Regions from separate parts of the Homo sapiens genome. Here region 2 is linked to region 1. Evidence: chromatin loops called from intact Hi-C (ENCODE). Cell type or tissue: OCI-LY7. All regions are shown on one strand. Each heading gives the region's core, and the rest is flanking DNA. Links, peaks and the distances in the headings are about the cores only.

Region 1 (10,404 bases), core at 910-8,909:
TGATTAGATCATTACACATTGTATGCCTATATCAAAATCTCACATGGTACCGCATAAATATATACAATTATTATGTGTCAATTAAAAATAATAAAAGCAGAAAACTCCAAATAAAATGTTTAAAAAGCTTGTCACACTTCAAAGTCACTTGGCACATTAAAAAATAGTTTCTCCTGCTTCACCCTTGAGAGGTTAATTTTATGGAATTGGGGCAAACCCAGAATCTGGTTTTTTTTTGTTTTGTTTTGTTTTTTTGAGACAGAGTCTCACTTGTCGCCCAGGCTGGAGTGCAGTGGCTCGATCTCCGCTCACTGCAAGCTCTGCCTCCTGGATTCATGACATTCTCCTGCCTCAGTCTCCCGAGTAGCTGGGATTACAGGCGCCCGCCACCATGCCCGGCTAATTTTTTTGTATTTTTAGTAGAGATGGGGTTTCACCGTGTTGGCCAGGATGGTCTCGATCTCCTGACCTCATGATCCGCCCGCCTCGGCCTCCCAAAGTGAGCCACCGTGCCCGGCAGAATATGTATTTTTAAAAACCACCCAGGTGATTCCTAAATTGCTGCTACAAAGACCAGTTTGGGGAACTTGTGATCTAAATGCTTATCTATATTTTGTATGTTTGGTTTTTTTCAAAATGAATATAAAAAGTATGAGGCTGGGCACAGTGGCTCGCGCCTGTAATCCCAGCACTTTAGGAGACTGAGGCGGGTGGATCGCTTGAGCTCAGTAGTTTGAAACCAGCCTGGGTAACATAGTGAAACCCCGTCTCTACCAAAAATACAAAAATTAGCCGGGCACAGTGGTGCATGCCTATAGTCCCAGCTACTCCAGAGGCTGAGGCAGAAGAATCCATTGAGCCCGGGAGGTGGAGGTTGCAGTGAGCTGAGATCACGCCACTGTAGTCCAGCCTTGGTGATAGGAGTGAAACACTGTCTCCAAAAAAAAAAAAAAAAGGAATGCTTGATGAATTTGCGTGTCATCTTTGTGCAGGAGCCATGCTAATCTTCTCTGTTACCGTTCCAGTGTTCCAATTTTAGTACATGTACGGCCGAATCAGGCACTTTGTTTTTTAATGGTGTTTGGAAGTGACAGTTTTAATTTTTTTTTTTTTTGAGGCGGAGTTTCACTCTGTTGCCCAGGCTGGAGTGCAATGGCATGATCTCCACTCATTGCAACCTCTGCCTCCCAGGTTCAAACAATTCTCCAGACTCAGCCTCCCAAGTAGCTGGGTTTACAGGCACCCACCACCACGCCCAGCTAATTTTTGTATTTTTTAGTAGAGACGGGGTTTCACCATGCTGGCCAGGCTGCTCTCAAACTCCTGACTGCAGGTGATCCTCCTGCCTCAGCCTCCCAAAGTGCTGGGATTAGAGGCGTGAGCCACTGTGTCCAGCCTTTAAAACATTTTTAAGTAATGGAGGCCAGGTGTGGTGGCTCACACCTGTAATCTCAGCACTCTGGGAGGCTGGGGTGGGAGGATTGCTTGAGAATCAGGAGGTGGAGGCTGTAGTGAGCCATGATTGTACCACTGCACTTCGGCCTGAGCAACAGAGCAAAAAATATAAAATAAAATAAATATAATATAAAATAGGCCGGGTATGGTGGCTCACGCCTGTAATCCCAGCACTTTGGGAGGCTGAGGCAGGTGGATCACAAGGTCAGGAGTTCGAGACCAGCCTGGCTAATACGGTGAAACCCCATCTCTACTAAAAATACAAAAATTAGCCAGCCATGTTGGTGGGCGCCTGTAATCCCAGCTACTCTGGAGGCTGAGGCAGGAGAATCACTTGAACCCGGGAGGCAGAGGTTGCAGTGAGCAGAGATCGTGCCACTGCACTCCAGCCTGGGCAACAGAGCCAGACTCCATCTCAAAAAAATAAAATAAAATAAATATTAAGTAATGCTTTGCATTTCTGGAAAACATTCCTTTTCTCCTTCCTCCCCACCCACAGTGGGCTTCAACTCACCGGCCTCCTTTCAGTCCTTACCTAACCTACTGTGCTGTTCTCATAGTACTCGAAGCTCTCTTCTGGCTTCCCGTGATTCCTGGCTTTCTCCTGTCCTCTCTGGCAACATATTTTTGACTTTCTTTTGTGAATGACAATTGGCAAGACTTTCTTCCTTTACTATCTTTCAAAGCAAGCACTGTTGCTGCGTAAGGTGTCCTAGAAACTCTGGGAAAGGGTCCCAGGGCCATGTTAACTACTCCCATCACGGGCGTCTAGGTGCTTGGATTTTCAAGTCTCCATCTCTCACCATTTCTTTAAGAGGCTTTCCAGATCCCCGCATGTCAACTGCCTACGAGGCATTTATTCTCAGATGGCCTACAAAGCACCTCAAACTCAGTATTTCTCAAATATTAAGTTTCTGTCCATGTTTGCCCTCTGTGCCTCACAGCTTAGAGAATAGCTCCACCCAGTTACTCAAGCCAGAAACCTTGGGGTGTCCTAGTCATTCATCTAGTGCCACTGTCCTAAACGCTGGGGATACCAGAGACTACAAACAAGAATCCCTGTCCTCATTGAGCTTATGTTCCAGAGGAGGAAGACGGACATAAGCAGTCAGTTCCTACACCCAGGGACGCCAGCTCTGCAGCAGCGCTGCTGCCAGCCATTCAGCCTCTCCAGCACCTCAGTTCAATCCCCCCACCTGCCGCACCCGCCAGCTGGCCTTCCTCTGCTCTTTTACTCTCTTCAATCCATTCTCCCCACAGCAGTGATAACCTTCCTTCTTTTCTTTTCTTTTTTTTTTCTTTCTTTTTTTTCCCTTTCCTTTCTTTCAGATACAGTCTCACTCTGTCACCCAGGCTGGAGTGCAGCGGTGCCATCTTGGCTCACTGCAACCTCCTCCACCTCCCGGGTTCAGGCGATTCTCCTGCCTCAGCCTCCCGCATAGCTGGGATTACAAGCACCCACCACCATGCCCAGCTAATTTTTTTGTATTTTTAGGAGAACCAGGGTTTCACCATGTTGGCCAGGCTGGTCTCGAACTCCTGACCTCAGGTGATCCGCCCACCTCAGCCTCCCAAAATGCTGGGATTACAGGCGTGAGCCACTGAGCTGGGCCAGCAGTGTAATCTTTCTAAAGCCAAATCTTAACCGTTAGCCTCAAGCTTTAGGATCTTCATGCTTGCAGGATAAAGTCCACCCTTACAAACCTGGGTTAAAAGATGGTACAAGTTCTGGGCCCTGCTGGCCTCTCCACAGCACTGCTCACCCTCAGGCAGTGCTCTCTGTGCAGCCATACTGAGTTACAACCATGGTTCACTGCACCTGCCGTCCCCCAACTCCCTCCTGCCTCCCTGCCTGGTGAACTCCTGTCATTCTGTAGGTCTCAGCTTGGATGCTGTGACAGGGAGCCTCTAGAATGGCCCCCAGTGACCCCTATCTCCTAGTAATCCCTTTCCCTTGAGTGAGCTGGATTTACAGATGCAATTTTGAATAATAGAACCTTGTAGAAGGGATGAGTTGTCACTTCTGAGATTAGGTTATATAAAGACTGTCACTTCTTTCTAAGGGCTCTTTCTCACTTGGATGGTCCCCAGAAAGTCAGCTGCCATGTCACGAAGTGCCCTGTGAGAAGGACCTGTAAGGAGGGACGGAGGGAGGCCTCTAAATGACAGCCTTCGAGGAACTGAATCCTGCTGGTGACCATGTGAGGGAGCTTGGACTCCGGTCCCCCTGTGTTGAGCCTTCAGATGAGTTGGCAGCCCCAGCTGGTGGCATGACTGTAACGTCCTGAAACACCTTCAGCCAGAAAGCATTCAGCTAAACCACACCTGTATTTCTGACCCAAAGAAATTGTGAGATAATAAACATTTCTTCTCTTGAACTGCTATACCTTAAGCTAATTCGTTACACAGCAATAGATAACAAATACTACCTCTGGACCCCTGCCTGCCACCATACCAAATTCCATGCTCTGAGTTCTAGAGTCAGTGGTGTTTCCACCTGTCATGCCCAGCCCTTCACTGCTAGTATTATAATGAGGGCTTGCCCATATCTCTGCCCCCAGATGGCAGACTCTGTACAGGAAAGAAGGAAGGAGGAGTGGGAAGTCACCACTTTCTTTCTCAAGACTCTGAGTCTCTATTCTGCTGCTGGCCACATGTTTATACCCACAGTGTCAACAGCGCCTGGCCCCAAAGTGCAGCTGCAACTTCAGGAAGAGACTCAGGCCAGCCAGAGCCAAAGCTCTATGGCAGCCACCTTCCTCCACCTCCTTCTATTACACTTCCCTCCACCTCCCTCCATCTCCTCAGTCTTCTCAGCCAGCTTCCCCTGACCCTTGAGCACCAGGCAAGCATGCACACACACAGGCACATGCAGGCATGCACGCACGACACCAGGCCCACAGCCTCTCTTTACTCCAGAGGAGCTAGGTGGAGTCACTCCTCCCTCCTTTCACACACACCCTGGGGCCACGCTTTTGTGGCTTTTCTGAATGAAAGGGGAGGTGAGGTGGGGGTGGGGGAAGCCGTCTCTGCCTTTGAACTGCCCAGTTCCTCCACCTTTATTTCCAGCTAACCACCGAGTGCCTGCAAAAAAACAAAACAAAACAAACCAGAAAAACTAAAAAAGGAGCCCAAGTGTCTCTTGCTGCTTTCAGTTTCTGGAGAGCCAGCACACAGGTCACCCACTATCCCTGCCGAAACCCTGAGGTCTGAGGAAGGCCTCTTCACACTGCCTCTGGGCGCTGCCTTTGGCTTCCGGGAGCCCCCCATGCACTTCCCTGGAAACAGGTGGAGCTCTGTCCTGTGGCTCTGATTCACTCTCCTGTCCCTCGGTACACCATTGCGCCGTGTCCTCCTGCTGGCCCTTCTGTTACCCTGTACTTGCTGTACACTACCACGGTGGCCGGGGGCCTCAGCACCAGGAAAGCAACTTCCCCCGTGTCCTCCCCAACTCCTGAGTCCAATCCTTCAAGTCTATGGTGCCGAAGCAGGGGAAATGAATGTTGGAGAGACATGCCTGGGTCTGAACTCACCTCTATTGAAGGAAAACAAAGCTCACTAAGATTGCACCCTACGGTGTGTGCTTCTGTTCTCTCCACCTACCGTCAGCACTCTCAGCAGTTTTCCTCTTGGCTCTGCCTCCTGCAATTACTTTCTGCTCAGCTGCTTGCTGTTGCTAAGAAGGGTTATGCCCATCAACTGTGCTGTAGACATGCAGTATTGTGACGATGGGAGGGACATGGCTTGGAAGGTGGCTTTAATTTGAATTCTGCCATTTATGATATTTGGCCCTGGGTGTGTTACCTGATCGTCCTGTGCCTTATCCTCTGCGTCTGCTAATAGACCGTTTCCCAGGGTTGGGCAGAGATGAAATTAAATAAAACCACACACACTACAGTGCATGGAATGTACTAGGTGTTCAATAAATGTTTCCTTTTTTTTTTTTTTTGAGACTGAGTTTCGCTCTGTTGCCCAGGCTGGCGTGCAATGGCGCGATCTTGGCTCACCGCAACCTCCGCCTCCCGGGTTCAAGCGATTCGCCTGCCCCAGCCTCCTGAGTAGGTGGGATGACAGGCACGTGCCACTATGCCCAGCTAATTTTTGTATTTTTATTTTTAATTTTTTCGAGACAGAGTCTTGCTCTGTTGCCCAGGCTGGAGTGCAGTGGCGAGATCTTGGCTCACTGCAACCTCCACCTCCTGGGTTTTAAGCAATTCTCTGCCTCAGCCTTCTGAGTAGTTGGGATTACAGTCACGTGCCACCATGCCCAGCTAATTTTTTGTATTTTTAGTAGAGATGGGGTTTCACCATCTTGGCCAGGCTGGTCTTGAACTCCTGACCTCATGATCTACCTGCCTTGGCCTCCCAAAGTGCTGGGATTACAGGCATGAGCCACTGTGCGCGGCCAAATGTTTCTTGTCTTGTGTTTCAAAAGGACTTTAAGGCCAGGCACAGTGGTTCATGCCTGTAATACCAACCCTTTGGGAGGCTGAGGGAGGAGGACTGCTTGAAGCTAGGAATTTGAGACCAGCCTGGGCAACATAGCAAGACCCTGACTCAACAAAACTCTTAAAAAACCAAAAGCATTAGCCTGGCGTGGTAGCATGCACCTGTAGTCCCAACTTCTCTGGAGGCTGAAGTGGGAGGATCACTTGAGCTCAGGAGTTGGAGGCTGCACTGAGCTATGACTGCACCACTGAACTCCAGCCTGGGCAACAGAGTGAGACCCTGGTTCTAAAAATAAATAAATAAATAAATAAATAAATAAATAAATAAATAAGGACTTTTAACAACCCTTGTACTTTTTTATTGGAAATACGCATAGAAAGCAAAGAAGATTTTGAGGTCTAGCTGATAAAGGGCCACATTCAGTCTTTTATTGGTTTTTTGGTGAAGCAGGAAGACGTTGAGGGTGGTATGAGGATACTACTCTTTTATTGGTTTTTAATCTGACTTACCCTGCCGTGCTGAGTTAATGCTGTGGAAAACAGCTGCTCAAATGCCAGAGGAATGGATGTGCCTGAACCTGCCCCTGACTCCCAGGTGGTAAGGTGTTTTTCATGTTTGTGTTCAGGTCTCTGTGCCTTTGCTTTGGCCTCACCACGATGGAAGGGAAGTGCCCACATCGCAGGGAGCACACAGAATATGACGGCTAACATGCTACATCCAGCCTGCCATTATCCGCAGGGGTATGGCGTCATTGGATTCACATTTATCATTCAACTTCCAGATCAACAAAGCTTGTCTTCATAAATTAAGTGCATCCAAGTTTCTTTATATTGGCCACAGCAGACACAGAGGATCCGCAGCAAATCATGGATTTCAGTGGTCTTTTCAAATCAGTCAAGTTTAGGTCTAGTATGTGCTAGTGCCTAACTCTAAGCATAATAAGAAGAGGAGCCAAACACATTATGTTGAGATTTTTAGAAATTTAACTCAAGGTTGGGCGTGGTGGCTCACGCCTGTAATCCCAGCACTTTGGGAGGCCGAGGAGGGTAGATCACTTGAGGTCAGGAGTTGGACACCAGCCTTGGGCAACATGGTGAAACCCCATCTCTACTAAAAACTACAAAAATTAGTGTGGTGGCGGGTGCCTGTAATTCCAGCTACTTGGGAGGCTGAGGCAGGAGAATTGCTTGAATCCAGGAGGTGGAGGTTGCAGTGAGCCGAGATCACTCCAGCCTGGGCGACAAAGCAAGAATCTGTCTCAAAAAAAAAAAAAATTTAAATCAATTGTAGGAGTTTCTATACACACAGAAAATCCATTATTAAAATAGTTCAACTTTTTCTCTACAATGTGAAAAACTACCGTAGTTCTGTAAACCAAGGTTTAATCAAGAGCAGATCAAAATTGAGTTCTGAAGTCTACATACTAACTTCTTGATAACATAAACAGGAAGAGGTATAAAAGGCTATTTTGGGCTGGGCACAGTGGCTCACGCCTGTAATCCCAGCACTTTGGGAGGCTGAGGCGGGCGGATCACGAGGTCAGGAGATCAAGACCATCCTGGCTAACATGGTGAAACCCTGTCTCTACTAAAAATACAAAAAAAAAAAAAAAAATTAGCCAGGCGTGGTGACGGGCGCCTGTAGTCCCAGCTACTTGGGAGGCTGAGGCAGGAGAATGGTGTGAACTTGGGAAGCGGAGCTTGCTGTGAGCCAAGATGGTGCCACTGCACTCCAGCCTGGGGGACAGAGCGAGTCTCCGTCTCAAAAATAAATAAATAAATAAATAAATAAATAAAAGGCTATTCTGACAGTGGGAGAGGCAATTTAGCATTTTATATAACTAAAATCAGCACTTCAAAGAACACTGCAGAGGGGCTTCTACTCTCAGCCAGTCTCCAGGACAATGTCTGAACTTGCCCTCCACCAAGCCATTTAGGGTTGTTTGCCATTTAAAATGATAAATACTAGTCATCACTTATAATAATTGGTATGGCACTTAAAGAAAGCAAAATAAAGTTGTCAGAGAAGGAGGCTGGTTGGGTTTGACTAGTTGCTCAGACAGTATTGTGTTGCTTTATTTAGGTCATAATGCCCAAATTCTCAGCTTTGGAGGGCCCCAACTCTCCTATTTTGCTAGGATAGTTGAGGTGATCACTCAGGCTCACAGAGCTAACAGTAACCAAACTCCTAAGAGACAGATGTGCAAGCCAGGTGCCAATGTGTAGTTTTATAGTAAGAAATATAATGCCAAGAGGAGCAGATGGTCAGTGTGGTCTCCCTTATGGGAGTAGATGTGAGACAGTGGGAAGACAGAAGTAAAACTAGAATAATGGAAGTCAGAGACCAGCAATTCTAAGTTTAGGACCTCAGAAGGGGAGAAGACCTTCATTACTGTGGTGAAGTGAAAATTCAGGTTACAATATAGGATGTACAGTGTAACCCCAGCTTTATTTAAAGGTGATAATACAGCCTGGCCAACATGGCAAAGCCTGTCTCTATTAAAAATACAAAAATTAGGCCGGGCGTGGTGGCTCATGCCTGTAATCCCAGCACTTTGGGAGGCCGAGGTGGGCGATCACGAGGTCAGGAGTTTGAGACCAGCCTGACCAACATGGTCAAACCCCATCTCTACTAAAAATACAAAAATTAGCCATGCATGGTGACACATGCCTATAATCCCAGCTACTCAGGAGGCTGAGGCAGGAGAATTGCTTGAACCCCAGAGGTGGAGGTTGTAGTGAGCCAAGATCATGCCACTGCACTACAGCCTGGGCGACAGAGCGAGACTCCGTCAAAAAAAAAAAAAAACAAAAACAAACACACACACACACACACACACAAAACCAAAAATTAGCTAGGTATTGTGGCACGTGCCTATAATGTGAGCTACTCGGGAGGCGGAGGCAGGAGAATCACTTGAACCTGGGAGGTGGAGGTTGCAGTGAGCTGAGATCGCACCACTGCACTCCAGCATGGGTGATGACAGAGCAAGACTCTGTCTAAAAAATATAAATAAATAAATAAATAATAAAGGTAATCATAAGCCTGAAAAGCATATATAATAATGAGGAGGGCAGTTATAATCTCTGAATAAATGGTCTATGAGCAATTTTTCTTTTTCTTATCCCCACTTTCTTTTTTCTTTTTTTTTTTTTTCTCATCCCGACTTTAAAAATAATTTCTATAGGCTGGGCATGGTGGCTCACCCCTGTAATCCCAGCACTTTGGGTGGCCGAGGCGGGCAGATCACAAGGTCAGGAGTTCAAGACCAGCCTGACCAATATGGTGAAACCCCATCTCTACTAAAAATACAAAAATTAGCTGGGCGTGGTGGCGGGCACCTGTAGTCCCAGCTGTTCAGGAGGCTGAGGCAGGAGAATCGCTTGTACCCGGGAGGCAGAGGTTCCAGTGAGCTGAGATCTCGCCAATGCACTCCAGCCTGGGTGACAGAGCGAGATTCCGTCTAAAAAAAAGAAATTGTTACAAAATAATTATGAGTACCGATTGAGGTAAGCAAATAAAGAGAAACTAAATGTCCAACATTAAAGACTTTGTTAAATAAATCATGAAAATCTATATGGACTGTTATGCCATCATTAAAACTCATGTTGTAGAAGAGTTTTCAATGCTTGGGGAAGTAACTGTTAGTATTTATTAAGTTTTATTGGAGGCAGGGTGCAGTGGCTCACACCTGTAATCCCAGCACTTCAGGAGTCCCAGGCAGGAGAATTACTTGAGCCCAGGAGTTCAAGTCCTGCCTTGGCAACATAGTGAGACCCCATCTCTACAAAAATAAAATTAGCCAGGCTCAGTGGGCACGCCTGTTGTCCCACCTACTCTGGAAGCTGAAGTGAATTACTTGAGTCTGGGATGTCGAGGCTACAGTGAGCCATGATTGTGCCACTGCATTCCAGCAGGAGAAACAGAGCAAGATCCTATCTGAAAAGAAAAAAAAAATGGCCGGGCGTAGTGGTTCACGACTATAATCCCAGCACTTTGAGAGGCTGAGATGGGTGGGTTGCTTGAACCCAGGAGCTCCAGACCAGCCTGGGCAACATGGCTGAACCCTGTCTCTACTAAAAATACAAAATTTAGTGGGGTGTGCTGGCGCAGCCTGTAGTCCCAGCTATTCTGGGACCTGAGGCAGGAGAATTGCTTGAGCCCAGGAGGTCAAGACTGCAGTGGGCCATGGTCTCACAACTGCACTCCAGCCTGGGAGACAGAGCAAGACCCTGTCTCCAAAAAAAAAAGTTTTTTTGGAGCACTGCCATGCTCATGCATTATATATTATATATTGCCTATGAAATGCTTTTTATTTTGCTACAATGTCTGGCATGAGTAGTTGCAATAGTGAGTAAAAATATTTACTGCAAAGCTTAAAATATTTACTATCTGACCCTTTACAAAAGTTTGCCAAGGCCGGGCATGGTGGTTCACGCCTGTAATCCCAGCACTTTGGGAGGCCGAGGTGGGCAGATCACCTGAGATCAGGAGTTCAAG
Region 2 (10,404 bases), core at 1,613-9,612, 110 kb after region 1:
AAAACAAACAAACAAACAAACAAACAAAGATTGCTTTGTCATTTAGATTCAGAACAATGCATTCTATTCTCCCGGTAATGGCTTTTTATGTTTTCTTAAATAAGTAAAGTGGAAGGTATATAATAGACACTACTGCTTCCTCCCCCTGGAAGAATTACTTAGTTTTAGTAACACAACATGTCATGCTTTAAAAATCTGGCAAGAAATGATGAAAATATACCCTTCAACAAAGTTCCGCTGACGTGAACTGAGTTGCTAAGATACTTAGCTAAGCAAATTCAATTATAAGCTTTCTGACTCAACTGCGCACTGATTTTCAGGATCTTGCAATGTGATGCTACTGACCTGAAAGAATGAATGCGCCTTTAAAGAAGGGGGAGATTATTTGCTTCCCATCAGCAGGCTCAAGCTCAGTATTTTCATAGCGTGTTTAATAAAGCTTTGGAAAGAACACAGTTAAAGTGATGACCATTAGCTGGAGTAGGAAAAGATTCAACTCAAACATATTTCAGTTATCTTAAACAAATTCTTCCCTGAGGTGTACACACATGCAATTAGTTGCCTTTCCCAGTGAATGTTGTACAGCCATATGCCCCAGAAGAATTTGGCTCCATTCAGTTACAATTCACAAAAGGCATTTTTCAAACATCTTGAGTGACATAAATAGCTGGCAAGAGTGTTAATTGCAGAAGTACTCTGATTTATCAAGCGAATAACTATGTGAATGTGCTTTGTAAACTACAAGATACTCTGAAAATATCTGTTGTCATTCTGTTTTTTTTTTTTCTGAGACAGAGTCTTGTTCTGTCGCCCAGGCAGCAGTGCAGTGGGTCAATCTCGGCTCACTGCAACCTCTGCCTCTTGGGTTCAAGTGATTCTCACGCTCGGCTTCTTGAATAGCTGGGCCTATAGGCATGTGCCAATATACCCACCTAATTTTTGTGGTTTTTGGTAGAAACGGGGTTTTGCCATGTTGGCCAGGCTGGTCTCGAACTCCCAACTTCGAGTGACCCACCTGCCTTGGCCTCCCAAAGCGCTGGGATTACAGGCATGAGCCACCGCGCCCAACTGTCATTCTGTTTTTTAACTCGTGTACATAATACATACAGATTAATAGGTTACACCTTCTTCACAATGACTTTGCAATTTGTTGGACTGAAAAATGAAATAATTTTGGTAACACTCTCCCAAGATCAGTGAGTTTTTCTGTTGTTTTCTTTCTTCTTACCATTAGACTATAGGCACAATGTCTCAACGGTATTTATAATTCCTTGAAAGAATTATTTCTAATTATCTATGTAATATACACCTATTTTAGAAAAGTTTAAAAATGGAGAAAAGCATGAAAAGTAAATAATAAGTAATTATTCCATCACCCAGAGGTAGTAGTCATTAATATTTAGTCCATTTTCTTCTCATCCTTTTTCTACACATATAAGTATATATGGAAATATGAAAATGACATGTATTTTTGATGTGATTGTATAAGAGGCAATATAGAATACAATTGAATATTGGAGAGATGTGCCATGATTTACTTAACCAGCTCCATTACTGAGTATTGTTTACAAATTATTACTATTACAAATATTATTATAATGAATATCTTAATGCATAAAGTTTTATCTGCATTTCAGATTATTTGGTTAAATTAGATTCCTACAAAGAGATTCTGTTGACCAGCCTCTAACAATATGGTCCCCTTTTCTGTTATTACTGCTGTTGTGTAAGTACCACCACCTGAGCCCACCCCTATTCCCACTTCCCACTGAACGGAGCTTTTTTGTAATACCAGTATGATATTGCAAAAATGATGAAGTGTGATTTCTGCGGCCAGCCATTGTGGCTTTCTCCTTGATCTCTCTGTGCTGGTTCACTTGTTCTGGCAGAAGACTTCAGCATTCCTCTGGAGAGGTCCATGTGGTGAGGACCTGAGGCCTCCGCCAACTACTATGTGAATGAGCTGCCTTGGGAGTAGATCTTCCAGCCCTGGCTAAGCCTTCAGACCGCCGAAGCCCTGGCCACCAGGTGGAATGAAACCTCATGAAAAACCCTGAGCCAGAACCGTCTAGGCCAAGATGCTCCCAGATTCCTGTCTAGTAGAAACTATGTGAGATAATAAATGTTATGGTTCTTTAAAATATTTAAATTGCTAAATATTAGGGTTCTTTATTATGTAGCAATATATTAGTAATACATAGATAAACTGGGTTAAAAGGTAGAGTATTTAAACATGCTTGATAGTGTTAAAAGGCTTTCCAGAAATGTTATACTAATTAACTCTTATAGAAGTATGTCTATTATAGTCATGCCTGTAATCCCAGCACTTTGCGAAGCCAAGGGAAGAGGATTGCTAGAGCCCAGGAGTTCAAGACCAGCCTGGGCAACATAGTGAGGCCACATCTATACAAAAAATAAAAAAATTAGCCAGGCGTGGTGGCACACATCTACAGTCCTAGCTACTTGGGAGGCTGAGGTGGGAGGTCAAGGCTGCAGTTAGCTGTGATTGTGCCTGGGTGACACAGCAAGACCCTGTCTCAAAAAAAGAAAGAAAGAAAGAAAAAAAAGTAGTATGTGAGAATGTTTATAGTATTGTACCTTCATTACCATTGAGTATTTATATTTGTAACCTTTATAATTTCATAGAAAAAGTAGGGCATTTTGCCATTTAAAAGTTTTGCTTTTATTTGTTTCCTATTGAGGTTAATTTTTTTTTCATGTTTCTTTTTATATTTCCTCTTCTGGGAAACCTCTTTACATATAATTTGCTCAACTTTCTATTGGGGTCTTAGTGTTTTTCTTAGTGATTTGCATAAGCTGTTTATATATAAAAGGCATTAATCATTTGTCATGTTTGTTATAAATATTGTTTTCCAATTGGTTGTTGCTTTTTGGTGTCATGATTATATGTAGGTGTTTTAAATTTTTATGCAGTTCAGTGGATTATGGTATCTTCTTTTGTGTTTAAGCTTGGAACGTGCTTTCATTTGAAGAGAAGATAAATGCTTATGATATAGTTTTTGGTTTTATTTTATATTTGGATCTCTAATTCGGCTGGGATTTATTTATTTATCTTTAGAGACAGAGTCTTACTATATTGTCTAGGCTAGACTGCAGCGACTATTCACAGGTGTGATCATGGTGCACTACAGCCTTGAATTCCTAGGCTCAAGCGATCCTCCTGCCTCAGCTACCGAGTAGCTGGGAATACAAGCGTGCACCACCATACCCGACTTATTATTTATTTTATCACCAAATAGCAAGCCAATTTCTACAATGCTATTTATGCAATAAATAGAACAATTTCATTCTTTCCTGTTGATTGGTAATTATTATATGTTGAGTTGTTTTAAAATCTTGTGACTTTCTGTGCTCTCTATTCTATTTCACTGAAAGCTATTCTTGTCAATATGACTCCATTTTAATTATTGCAGATTTATAATTTGTAATAACTGGAAGGACTAGTTAGTAGAATGACTTTAAGAAATATGATCTTTCAGCCTGGGCAACATTGCAAAACCCCATCTCTAAAAAAAATACAAAAAAAATTAGCAGGGTGTGGTGCATGCCTGTAGTCCCAGCTACTCAGGAGGCTGAGGAGGGAGGATTGTTTCAGCCCAGGAGGTTGAGACTGCAGTGAGCTGTGATTGGGCCACTGCACTCCAGCCTGGGCAATAGGATGAGACTCTGTCAGGAAAGAAAAAGAAAGAAAGAAAGAAAGAAAGAAAGAAAGAAAGAAAGAAAGAGAGAGAGAGAGAGAGAGAGAGAGAGAGAGAAAGAAAGAAAGAAAGAAAGAAAGAAAGAAAGAAAGAAAGAAAGAAGGAAGCAAGGAAGGAAGGAAGGAAAGAAAGAAAGAAGGAAAGAAAGAGAAGAAAGAAAGGAGAGAGAGAGAAAGAAAGAAGGAAGGAAGGAAGGAAAGAAGGAAGGAAGGAAGGAAGGAAAGAAGGAAGGAAGTAAGGAAGGAGATCTCATGGTCTCTCAGAGCCACAGAGCTTTCCAGAATGCAATCAAATGTTTAAGAGTTGGGTGGCCTGTCACTAAAAAATATGAGAGAAGGCAAAATTTCATCAAAATCAGAGTTTTGTGGAGCTGGCCAGAAAAAAACATTTTAATATTCTAAGAGGCAAAGAAATGAAAAATCCAATCAAGTGTTCTATCAGAGGCAGGTTAGAGGCAGACTTCTAAGAATAAATGGAAGAAAGAGGGAATTATGTGATGTAGATGAGTTCTGCTGCATAAACAATATTTGGCCCATAAATTAGTCTTCATATTTTTGTGTATTTTTGTCTAGCTATGGAAAGTTTAAAATAATTAAACAGTAAAACTATCTGAGCCTGGGAAATGTCTAACAAATATTTCTTTGATAACTTAAATACTTTCTTCTTTCACCATAAGTTTTAGGTTTTCAACTTGTTGAGTCAATTTTGGCCATTATATCTTTATGTTAATCATCTAGTTTACTGAGATTTCTGTTTTATCTGCATATACGAATAATTGTTATTTTATCATTAAAAATTTCCAGACTGTTGCTGATTTCTTATTTTACTTATGGTTTTTTTTTCGTGTGTGTGTGTGTGTGTGTGTGTGTGTGTGTGTGTGTGTGTATTGTAGAATGAATTTGACAGAAAGATGCTTATTTCATTTGTATTCCCCCCCAAAACATCTGCTATTGGGTTTATCATTTTTACTGTTTTTATTTTCTTTAAATTTATTTTCCTTTTCTCTTTTCTTAGATTCGTTTTAGCTATTCTAATTTTTTGAGTTGAAGAGTTAGATTTTTTCTAAGAAGAAAAACATTTAAGGTTATGAGTTACGCTGTAGCTTGTACAACCCCTAAACTAAGTTTTCTATGCATTGTTCTCATTTTCATTATTATTGTGATGTTTTTGAGACATGGCTGGACTGCAGTGGCATACTCATTGCTCACTGCAGCCTCAACTTCCCAGGCTCAAGTGGTCTTTCCACCTCAGCCTCTTTAGTAGCTGGGACTACAGGTGTGTACCACCATGTCCCATGAATTTTTTGTATTTTTTGTAGAGATGAGGTCCTACTATGTTGCCTAGGCCGGTCTTGAACTCTTGTCTCAGGTGATTCACCTGCCTCAGCCTCCCAAAGTAAGCCACTGCCCCCAGCCAATTTTCATTATTTTGCAAATAGTTTGATGTTATATTTGTTTTCCTCTTTGACTTAATATTATTTTATTTTTTTAAAAAGAAGCTCTGACCAAGCAAATTACTAGTCTGTCTCTTTATTTTTTTTAGTAGAACTTTTTTTTGGTTCTTTTTTGTCCTAAAATAGTTTCTGAAAATTAGGCCATAGAAGAATTTTAGATTCTTCTATGCAACAACAGAATGCAACAACAGAAGTCATTGCATTTGAATCATTTACTTCACTTATTTGATCCTAGTCTTATGTGTCTCAGATTAAATCAACTGGCTTTGAAAATCCGAGTTTTATGCCATTTAACTCTGAATGAAGAGTGCAAAGTGAAAGACTTGGGAAAAGGGACGAACTTACCCCTAGAAGCCCGGGGCTCCTTGCCTGGCAGATGGTCAGAAAGAACTGCACTACCTTCCATTTTCAAGTCCCTAACAGAGAGGCTCAGTGGCAGAATGGGAATTCTTCCATGAGGACTCGACAGTCAACCAAAGTTGAACAATTACATGTAGAAGAGAGTGAGCAAATAGAGGGCTTGCTGAATGAAAAATGATTCTGAATTCTACAAAAATGTAAGGTCTTTAATCTGGACCCTACTCTCTGAATTGTGCAGGCTGCACTGAAACGCCCTGGTGATCTGACGTTTAGGAAGAAAGTTAAAGAGTTGGTCAGATGGATAGTTCATAATGGGTGATTCCAGTCCAAGAGCCCATTGCCCAGCTTTGGTTTTGGTTGTATCATAATCTCCAACCATTAATCCCATTGACAGAGTGGAATATTTCAGTTAACAAGACAATATAATTAATAGAGCTATCATTGAACCCAAAAAGGGATTACCAATTTTAACATAATTATTATAAAACGTATGCTAACCCCCAAATAATACTATGCATGATGTGACCTCTCTTTGATTTGGAAGAGCCTGTAGAACCTCAGAGGGTGTCAAGGCATCACTTTGAGTATCAGTTAGGATTATTTGGAAGTATAGATGTATCAGATGATAGAAATGACAAGCAGTACTGCCCAGAAGGGAGTTTCAAAGAGGATGACCCCCAAACGGAACTTCCTGCAGCTGCATTTAAAGAATTGTGTTCATGTGTGGTACATGCATTTTAAATTCCCAACATTATTGACATCTGGTCACCTCATCTTTGCATATTGTCCATTTTATTCCAAAAGCCCTTGGCATTTTATCTGGGATAGCATGGGTAAACTGAAACATTTGACCTCGACTTTCCCCTTTTGTCTTTCATCTGTTTCTGGTTCATTGGCTGGGAGTTGCACCTGCGGGAGGACGTCTCATGCAGACTTGCACATATACAGGGAGTGTTGCATTGAAGGTCTTTGCTGGACCTTCTGTTCAGAAGGTGATTTTCAAAAGCGAGCAATGCTGCCAATGCAGCTTGCTTCTCTTGACAGATTGAGAAGTCCAGCTTCAAAAGTTACCTGCCATTTAAGCAAGGAGTTTGTCAAGAGATCATGGTTCATTTTATTGAAAAGACTTTAAGGAGTTGTAGGATTTATTCATAGATTGCTGAGAACAATGGCAATATTTTTATTTTTACAGAGTTTGCACTTCTGATTTCAGGTTAAACGCTAACTTGTTTTTAGTCTGCTTAGGGGATTGTGACTTGAAAATTTTTATATTCTGATGAGCTTTTTTGTAGTGTCCACAATGTATAAAATATTTCCTAGGTGAGATCTATGTTCTCCATTTATTGATGCATTGCAGACCAATTTGAGTGATGTGTTTAAGGAAAATTCTTCCTAGTTTAATAAGTAAGCTAAAAGGTTTTTTTTTTATATTTAATGTTTAATCTCTGTCTCGTGTTATTTAAAATTAGCCTGCAGATACTTTCCCTCACTTCTGTAGGCTCCTGGAAGATAAACATTCAAACAGCGGAACAAACAATAAATTAAATAAAAAATAAGAATTATATTTTCTTAATTTCTGCCTCAGAATTTGCGTTTTGTCTTTCTGCCTTTTTTTTTTGGATGTCAAAATAGATGAGATCGTATACTCTATGGAGTATAAATTGTTACTGAAGTCTTTATTTTTGGTAATGAATGAGTAAGAATAAGACTATCTCTGTGATTATTAAAATACATGGAATTATCCAGGAAATTTTCCTTACAAGGAATTAAAATATTCCTGTATTAAAGAGAAGAAAAGCCTTTCCCAAGCGGCTGGCGAAGACGGCAGAGGTGCAGGTCCTGGTGCTTGATGGTCGAGGCCATCTCCTGGGCCGCCTGGCGGCCATCGTGGTAAACAGGTACTGCTGGGCCGGAAGGTGGTGGTCGTACGCTGCGAAGGCATCAACATTTCTGGCAATTTCTACAGAAACAAGTTGAAGTACCTCGCTTTCCTCCGCAAGCGGATGAACACCAACTCTTACCGAGGCTCCTACCACTTCCGGGCCCCCAGCCGCATCTTCTGGCGGACCGTGCGAGGTATGCTGCCCCACAAGACCAAGCGAGGCCAGGCCGCTCTGGACCGCCTCAAGGTGTTTGATGGCATCCCACCGCCCTACGACAAGAAAAAGCGGATGGTGGTTCCTGTTGCCCTCAAGGTTGTGCGTCTGAAGCCTACAAGAAAGTTTGCCTATCTGGGGCGCCTGGCTCACGAGTTTGGCTGGAAGTACCAGGCAGGGACAGCCACCCTGGAGGAGAAGAGGAAAGAGAAAGCCAAGATCCACTACGGGAAGAAGAAACAGCTCATGAGGCTACGGAAACAGGCCGAGAAGAACGTGGAGAAGAAAATTGACAAATACACAGAGGTCCTCAAGACCCACGGCCTCCTGATCTGAGCCCAATAAAGACTGTTAATTCCTCAAAAAATAAAAAATAAATAAAAATAAAAAATTAAAAATAAAGAAGAAAAATATTAAAAAAGTATTTATTTGTAACTAGCTCCATCTAGTGAGAATTGCTTAAAATTACATGATTCATTTATGAATCTCCTTTGAACTAGTAACATTTTTTGAGAGCACTTTTCCATTTTAAAGAACTATAAATCCTGTAATTTTATGTTTTATAGAACCCCCAATTATAGACTAGAAGAGTTTTGGTAATTATAGAGCCTATTTTAGAAATTAATTTATGGTGAAAAATAAAGATATACCTAATGAATTAGTCACTTCTCAACATCATCACTGCAACTTTTTGGAGAAGCAGTAAAGTGGACAGTAAAGCTAAATCCTGGTAGAAAAGTAAAATACTGACTTCTTGAGACGAGAAGTGGGTGTGGGGCATAATAGAAAGATGGTGATGAGATTGCTCCAGACTTTAGGATGAGAAGAATAACCTTGTTAACAGTTCACAAATTGCTTGCATTTGTTTTTGCATTTGCTTTTTTGGACATCTTTGAGGTAGCTATTTCAGTCGACTCTTGAACAACATGAGTTTGAACTGTGTGGGTCTACTTTTACACGGAGTTTTTCTCTTTTCTTTTTTTGAGACAGGATCTCCCTTTGTCACCTTCGCTGGTGTGCAGTGGCGTGATCATGGCTTACTGAAGCCTTGACCTTCCGGGTTGAAGTGATCCTCCTGCCTCAACCTCTCCAGTAGCTGGGACTACAGGTGCACACCACCACACCCAGCTAATTTTTCTATCGTTTATAGAGAGGTTTTGCATTGTTGCCTAGGCTGTGCGGATTTTTTCCAACAAATGTTACCCCGAGTGTGCCTGCCTCGCCTGCCTCCCCTTCCACCTCCTCCACCTCTTCCACCTCTACTACCTCGAGACAGCAAGACCAACTCCTCGTCTTCCTCTTCCTCCTCCTCAGCCTACTCAATGTGAAGATGATGAAGATGAAGACCTTTATGATGATCTACTTCCATGTAATGAATAGTAAATATATATTTTCTATTTTTTTCTTTTTTTTTTTTTTTTTGAGACAGAGTCTCTGTTGCCCAGGCTGGAGTGCAGTGCCATGATCTCAACTCATTGCAACTTCTGCTTCCCGGGTTCAAGCGATTCTCCTGCCTCAGCCTCACGAGTAGCTGGGATTACAGGCGCTTACCACACCTGGCTAATTTTTGCACGTTTAGTAGAGATGGGGTTTCACCATGTTGGCCAGGCTGGTCTCGAACTCCTGACCTCAGGCGATCCACCCGCCTTGGCCTCCCAAAGTGCTGGGATTACAGACGTGAGCCACCGTGCCCAGCGTAAATGTATATTTTCTTCTTTATAATTTCCTTTTCTCTAGCTTACTTTATTGTAAAGATACAGGATATAATACCCACCACATACAAAATATGTGTTAATCGACTGTTTCTGTGGGAAGGCTTCTGGTCAACAATAGGTTCTTAGGTTTTTTGGGAGTGCCCCCTAGCCGCCACACTGCTCAAGAACCAACTGTGTTCCCTTATTTTGCAGGTCAAGAAACAGTCTCAGAAAGGTGAGGGCTGCTCCCAGTGCTGCAGGGCATTGTGGATGCTGTGGGTGCTGCCCGGATTCCCCTCCAGGACTGAGGCACTGCTCATTCTCCAGCCGCTGGGGGAGCCGCTGCCTGGCACCTCTCACCTGTGCTGCTTTCCCAGTGTTGCTTTTAGCCAAAGAAAGACACTGCCCAAGATTAAGCTCCCTCCCTAGGGACCGTGCACATCCAATGACTGGTTCCTGTGAGGTACCAAGACTTGTCCACCATGCCTCAGTTTGCAATATCTCAGAAGGGCCATCCCAGATCCAGAGCTCTCCATGGACCCACTGAGGCTCAGCTCGACTTTTCTATCTGCCAAATTCTTTGTCTTTCAACACTTACAGGTGCTATTTCTGCGATTACTCTCCAATAACTTCTGTATAGAAATCTCGGTGTCTCAGAGTGTGTTTCCCAGTGAACTCCACCTGTGACAGCTGGTACTGGATGTGGTCCTAGGAACTGACTCTAAAATAGGATGTTGTTGCTGCACCTGGCTGGCTGTAATAAGGCCCCCATCACTGGTAGAGCGCTAGCCCCCATCATAGGTGAAGCGCTAGTTGCCCCAGGCATCCATGCCAGTGCCAGTGTTCACATGTTTACAGGTGGCAAACTGGGACACGAAACTGGTAGAAGGGGATAGGCTGGCAAGTGACACATATAGGAGGTTGAGAGTTTCAGGGGAAATTAAGTAAATACAAGAATTTTGGAATTAGATGACTGTTGTTGGAGGCTATGCATGCATTGGAGAAAGACAATGACTGCCTCGGTTGGTTACTTAACCATGTGAGGGGAAGTATGAAGCCAGAACTTGGCTGTATATAAATAG

What was found. Hi-C counts contacts between places; a loop is a spot of excess contacts. Peaks named below come from ENCODE experiments on the same cell type or tissue, not always from the same donor. Only the 100,000 strongest peaks of a DNase experiment are listed, where the experiment ranks them.
Region 2: a loop joins it to region 1, with 6 times the contacts of the local background. A loop is called at or near these places in 8 of 110 quality-filtered maps.

What each region holds. Positions count from the first base shown.
Region 1 is chr12:31,356,910-31,367,313 of GRCh38, reverse strand. LINC02387 (long intergenic non-protein coding RNA 2387) reads left to right here. Exons shown (of 2, transcript NR_146469.1): 2 at 3,519-3,833. It overlaps LOC124903091 (U6 spliceosomal RNA), which reads right to left and starts at 1,050; the gene lies at 948-1,050. RefSeq lists an enhancer at 2,296-2,795. In OCI-LY7, for the core only: a CTCF peak has its summit at 3,998 (motif pointing right); DNase peaks (open chromatin) are centred at 3,723, 4,113 and 4,383; H3K4me3 peaks cover 928 bases; H3K27ac peaks cover 1,215 bases.
Region 2 is chr12:31,249,549-31,259,952 of GRCh38, reverse strand. It overlaps the pseudogene RPL13AP22 and the pseudogene MREGP1. Among named protein-coding and RNA genes, the nearest start is that of FLJ13224, 70 kb to the left of the region's middle. RefSeq lists an enhancer at 7,005-7,544. In OCI-LY7, for the core only: CTCF peaks have their summits at 7,866, 8,089 (motif pointing left) and 9,486; no DNase peak of the experiment used is centred there.